Regions from separate parts of the Homo sapiens genome. Here region 2 is linked to region 1. A link is a loop called in an ENCODE intact Hi-C map of the cell type or tissue named here. Cell type or tissue: OCI-LY7. All regions are shown on one strand. Links, peaks and the distances in the headings refer to the core of each region. The heading gives the core; the rest is flanking DNA.

What was found. Peaks named below come from ENCODE experiments on the same cell type or tissue, not always from the same donor. Only the 100,000 strongest peaks of a DNase experiment are listed, where the experiment ranks them.
Region 2: it touches region 1 in a loop (3-fold over the local background); 1 of 110 quality-filtered maps calls a loop at or near these places.

The regions. Positions count from the first base shown.
Region 1 is chr18:13,812,380-13,815,298 of GRCh38, reverse strand. No RefSeq gene overlaps it. Among named protein-coding and RNA genes, the nearest start is that of MC5R, 10 kb to the left of the region's middle. In OCI-LY7, for the core only: CTCF peaks have their summits at 1,652 and 1,853 (motif pointing left); a DNase peak (open chromatin) is centred at 1,818.
Region 2 is chr18:14,177,651-14,180,569 of GRCh38, reverse strand. It overlaps the pseudogene ANKRD20A5P. Among named protein-coding and RNA genes, the nearest start is that of ZNF519, 47 kb to the right of the region's middle. In OCI-LY7, for the core only: CTCF peaks have their summits at 1,572 and 1,783 (motif pointing left); DNase peaks (open chromatin) are centred at 1,119 and 1,579; H3K4me3 peaks cover 1,727 bases; H3K27ac peaks cover 453 bases.

The DNA of each region.
Region 1 (2,919 bases), core at 300-2,799:
GGCATGGTGCCTTATGCCTGTAATTCCAGCACTTTGGGAGGCTGAAACCAGAGGATCCCTTGAAGCCAGGAGTTCAAGACCAGCCTGGGCAACAAAGCAAGACCCCATCTCTACAAAAATAGAATAAAATAATTAGCCAGGTGAGGTGGCATGCACCTGTAGCCCCAGCTACTCAGGAGGCTGAGGCGGGAGGATTGCACGAGCCCAGGAGTTTGAGGCAGCAGTGAGCTACGGGCACACCACTGCATTCCAGCCTGAGTGACACAGATAGACCCTGCCTCTGAAAAAAAAAAAAAAAAGTTTTTTTTAAAGGTACTCAATAACAGACTGAATGTAAATCCACTCCCAGAAACTAAGGCAAGCAATTGATATTTACATTACTGCTACAGTTTAAGCAGACCCTATTACCCCCTGCTGAGACTTTATCTAAGGAAGTAGTCCAAATGAAGGATAAAGCTATCATGATGAAGACAGTCATCGCAGAATTATTCATAATTTCAAAAAAAGTAACAATAGGATAATGACAAATTAAATAATTATGTCTACTGAGAGGACTATTACCCAGTCATTAAAAATTATGAAACTCAAGGCCAGGCACAGTGGCTCACGCCTGTAATCCCAGCACTTTGGGAGGCTGAGGCAGGTGGATTACCTGAGGTCAGGAGTTCAGACCAGTGTGGGCAATGTGGTGAAACCCCATCTCTACTGAAAATACAAAAATTAGCCTGGCATGGTGGCGCGCACCTGTAATCCCAGCTACTTGGCAGGCTGAGGCACAAGAATCACTTGAACCCGGGAAGCAGAAGTTGCAGTGAGCCGAGATTGCACCATTGCACTCCAGCCTGGGTGACAGAGCAAGACTCCATCTCGGAAAAAAAAAAAGAAAATCATTAATCAGCTTTAAAATGTTTACAATATAATAAGATGCAAATGTACATTATGATTGTAATCATGTTAGAATATTTATGCATTTGGACAAAGGCCAGTGGGAAATAAAAATGAAAATGGATTAGGGCATTGTTTTTCCCTGTTTTCCCAAACTTTGAATTTATTAATTTTATGATGCCTGACCTGGAGCATAATGAAGTTTGACATCAGACAGTGCAAAGTTCCAAGGTGACCCTAGTCCCTTTAAGATTGGACAAGGCATACAGAATGCTTAGTGGTGCACCCATCTGATGGAAAATTGCACACATGGTTTTTAAAATTTTTACATATCAGCAGGGAATGATATTGGCGGCCTATGGCTAAATGTATGATCCCAATTTTGTTTATGTAGATAGATGATTGATGGAAAACAACAGATAGGACTTTTATAATCAAAGCAAACAGACCACAGATAACCAAAATTGTTACCTCTGGTTGGTACAATTATTGATGAATTTTATTTTCTTCTGCATACTTTTCTCTGGTTTCCGATCTTCTACAATAAATATATTTTATATTTGTAATGGTAAGCTATAAACATTATTTTTAAAAGAAAAAAGCTGCATCTCTCAGCAATGTGTCAGTATGGATAACCTTGCAAAACTCTTTGGCCCACCCCAATGGGCCTGACTCCTATCCTACTCAAATCTGCTAGCTTTTGCTTTGCTCACTGGGTTCTCCTCCAGAAATTCGAGCCCCTGCTGACACAGTCAATCCCTCTAGAATCTAGCGCCGTTTAACTCCAACTTTGTTGCAATCAACACGCATTTGCCTCTGCTTCAACTCTTACCACCTTCAATTTTAGCTGGTATCAACTCAAGCAGGGATTTTCTCCCTGGCTTCCTACATTGCCTTAATTGATTCCTGGGCAGACCCAGCCCAGAGAGTTGTGACTCATGTGGCTCTTTGCTGCCCTCTCCTGATCATAGATGGCACTACCTCAGCTGCCCCATGAAAGTCTATTGTACCAACATCCAATATTCAGAAGAAACATTACAACATTAGGCTCTGGTAATTAAGGAGGGCAGCTGTAGAATTCATATGCTGAAAACTTTTATTCTATCTTAACCAAGATAGAAATAACAGAACAAAAGCCTGCTGCATATCTGTCAATGTGTGGGTCTCATTAGCCATAACAAAATTATTATTCATCACAGCTTCAGACTGGTATATTTGGAACTTTTGGGATTACTGATGTTGCAATTTTCAGCAGCTCATGATTGTTCTTAGGCTTAAATTTCACAGATGGATCAGATACTGCAGTGTCTACCTTTGCACAGGAATGTGAGAATTTTGAAAGGCCAACCAACAAATTGCCAAAAACAAAGCTCATGTTGACACTTTCCAAATAAACCTCTTGGCTGAACCAAGTGTAGACATTCACAAAGACCCAGGGACACATCCTGATATGAGATGATGCTTTGCTACATGTCTCAGATATTAAAGGACAATGCCTGCTACAAACGATGCACACATCAGAGCAGGTGTTCTTGCATTCAGGGTCGGCAGAACAACATAAGTACACACGCCCCCAAAACAGATCAGCTCAGATCTAACAGTACCTGCTTCAACTCCACAGGCTGAACACTTGAAAGCTGTTTGTAAGGGTGTGAAGAACACATTCCACGCTAAGGGCAGCCATGGAGATCTTCCTTCTTCACAGGTTTCGTCTTGCCCAGCCTTTTCAGTGATGTTCATAAAAGGCTGTGAGAACGAGATGGAAATCAAGTGCACTGATGCTATTAGCTTTGGGATAGGAATCTTCCACAGCAAAGTCTCGGTCTGCTCTTATGGGGGGTTTTATGGGTTCCCTGTGTTTTCCTTCCAGCTTCTAGGTTGTGTTCAGGGATCCATTCCCCCTACCACCGCCCACCTCCGAGAAAGCCAACGCACCTCCGACCCCCACCAGCCCACCCACAAGGTTTTGCTGATTCTGATCAATACAAAAGGAGCCTGCTGAGGGGTTTCTGGGGATGGTTCCTTCCAGAGCTA
Region 2 (2,919 bases), core at 260-2,759, 370 kb before region 1:
GCTAAATCAACCTTCAGAATGTCTTCTTATGAGGTCATTCTTAGGAAGGCTTTTGTGAACATAAAGTGTACCTGTAAAATAAGCGTTTGTGTTTTCTTCCGGTACTTTACTCATTTTCATATGTAAAAATTTCAATCTGTATTCCATCAGGAACTCATGTTTGTGACATAAAATTTCATTAGTTTTCTTCAAACAGCAGACATTTTTTCATTAATAATTCATCCTTTCCTACTCATTAATCCTTACGTATATCTTACATAATTTCAGTGTTTCTGGGTTGCCTATTCTGTTCTATGCGTTTGTCTTTTCAGCTGTTAGTAAACAATTAATTGTAGAAATTAATAGCACATTTTGATATCTAGAGCAGCAAGTGTTTTTTCACTCCATTATGAAATTTTTTTAAATGTCATCACAATAGTGAAAGACAGCAGGTGTCATACAAAAATGTTAAAACCTTGATATTTTCATTCTGTCTATGTAAAATTGATAAACACAGAAAGAGCTCACATTCTGAGGAAAATGTGTCTTCCCATTCAAGAACACAGAACCCACCTCCCACTTCCAAGTTTCTCTCTAAGAACCTTCAGTAAAGAACCTACCTACACAGGGGGATACGGATGTAAAACGGACAGTTTTATCTGAGAACTTTTCGCCTACTGAAAATAACTCACGGCATTTTTGATAGGGGAATGAGTTCTCTCATTAGGCACCTCCTATAATGTATATAAACCATGTTTTAAACGTGTACGTTAAAATTATCAACACCGTATATGCTTAACTTTGTGAGTTAAATCACTCAAATTCTCCACCAACTGCTCCAGCCAGGGAATTATGAGGGATGGAAAACAGCTGAGGGTCCGTTTGGCTCCGCCGCTCAGAGGGTGCCCGGCGACCTCCAAGGCCCCCGTCCCAGGGGCTGCCAGAAAGCCGGACCTGGGGACCCCCTGCCACCCCGGGCTGAGCCCTCGCTACCTGTGCTGCTTGTCCAGGGCGTCAAGGTCTCCGCTCCTGCGCGCCAGACAGCGCTCCATCTCCGCAGCGTCGCCCTTGACAGCTGCCTTGTGGATCTTCTGCAGTTCCGAGTACCGGATTCGGTACCCGGAACCCGTGTAGAGGTGGTCTATGGAGCCCAGGACCGTCTGGCCCCTGCGGCTCCTGAAGCCGAACAACTTCATGGTGGTGACTTCTCAGACTCCCAACTACCGGCTCTTGAGAGGGGGCAGCTCCCTGTTACCTTTTCACCTCCCCCCACGCCCCCGCCGACCCAGCCCCAAATCCCCTATCCAACCCCAAATCCCCGATCCAACCCCAAATCCGCGATCCAACCCCCAATCCGCGATCCCAAATCTATTATCTAATCCAAAATCCGCGATCCAGCCCAGTCCACCACAGCCTTCAGCAGCGACACTCGCAGCCTCCGACCTCTCAGACCGAGTGAGCCTCGCAAAGCCGTTGGGCGCGCGCCTGCACCGCGGTGGCCGCCCGGGTCCCGGAAGTCGCTCGGAGGTGGCACGCGCTGGCAGGTGGGGCTGCAGCTGCGAGAGGGGGCGGGCCTGGGAACCACCGCGGGTATGGGGGCCTTGCCATTCTCAGGATTCCTGCGGAAACGCTGTGCGCTCGCTGCGCTCCAGGAGCAGGAGCAGGAGGAGGTCGCCCTCTAGAGTCTGGAGTCTGGGGAGAGGAGGAAGGCTCCTTCTTTGTAGGCCACTGGTGTTGCTGAAACCTCTGCCGCCACCTGCAGGGCACCCCCTGATAGCGCCCCTAACCCGCCGCCAGCTGTTGGACCCGGGATAGCGCCCCTAACACCCTCCCCTCACAGCTGCAGTGTAGAAACCCAATAGCGCCCCCAACCCGTCCCCGCCTCAGACGTTGCAGCACCAGATAACTCCCCCAACCTGCCCCCTGCCGTGGGCCATGCAGCCACGGATTGGACCCCCAACCAACCCCCCCGCCGCGGGCAGTGACGCCCCAGAAAGCACTGCAACCTGATCCCCGCCGTGTGAATAGTGCAGCCAAGGATCCTTAAGGCCCCCAACCCGCTCCCCACGATGGGCAGTGCCGTCCCAGATAGCGGATAGCACCCCCAACCATCCCCCAGCCGCGGGGTATGATGCCCTGGATAGCGCACCCAACCCGCAGTCCCCCGTGGACAGCTTAGCCCCCGACAGCTCCCCTAACCCGTATGCCACTACCGAGAATATGGTCCCGATAGCGCACCAAACCTGACCCCCGCCACAGGCAGTGCAGCAGCTGATAGCTCCCCTAACTCGCTCCCACTGACCACAGTACAGCCCCCTAATGATGTCCACAACCCACCACACCTCCCCACCTGCCACCGGTGGGGTATCGCCCCCAAACTGCCCCTTGCCGCTGGCAGTGTAGCCCCCAATAGAGCACCCAACGCCCCCCTCTATCATGAGCAGTCCGGCCCGCGATAGCGCCCGAAACCACCCCGTCCAATCACCTCCCTGTACTCCCCCTTTCCCGCCCCCCCCACCTGCAGTGTACCACCGGAGGCCCCTAACCTATCCCCTGCGGGGGGCATTGCAGCCCCAGATAGCGCCCCCAACAAGTCCCCCGCCGCGGGCGGTGCAGCCCCCAAACCACCCCCCACCCCAGTCAGCACCCCGACCAATCCCCCCACCCCGGCGCCGCCGGCAGTGTAACCACAGTAGCGGCCCTAACCCGTCCCCTGTGGCGGGCAGTGTAGCACACAATAGGGCCCCCAACCAGCCCTACTGCTGCTGGCAATACAGCCCAGGATAGTGCCCCCAACCCGCCCCCACCGCTGCTGCGGGCAGCGCAGCCCGGCATAGCACACCTAAAGTAGTGACGCCCGGAATAACACCCCTACCGGCCCCCGGCCTCGGGCAGTATAGCCCCGGATAGCGCACCTACCCAATCGCCTTTCTACGCTCT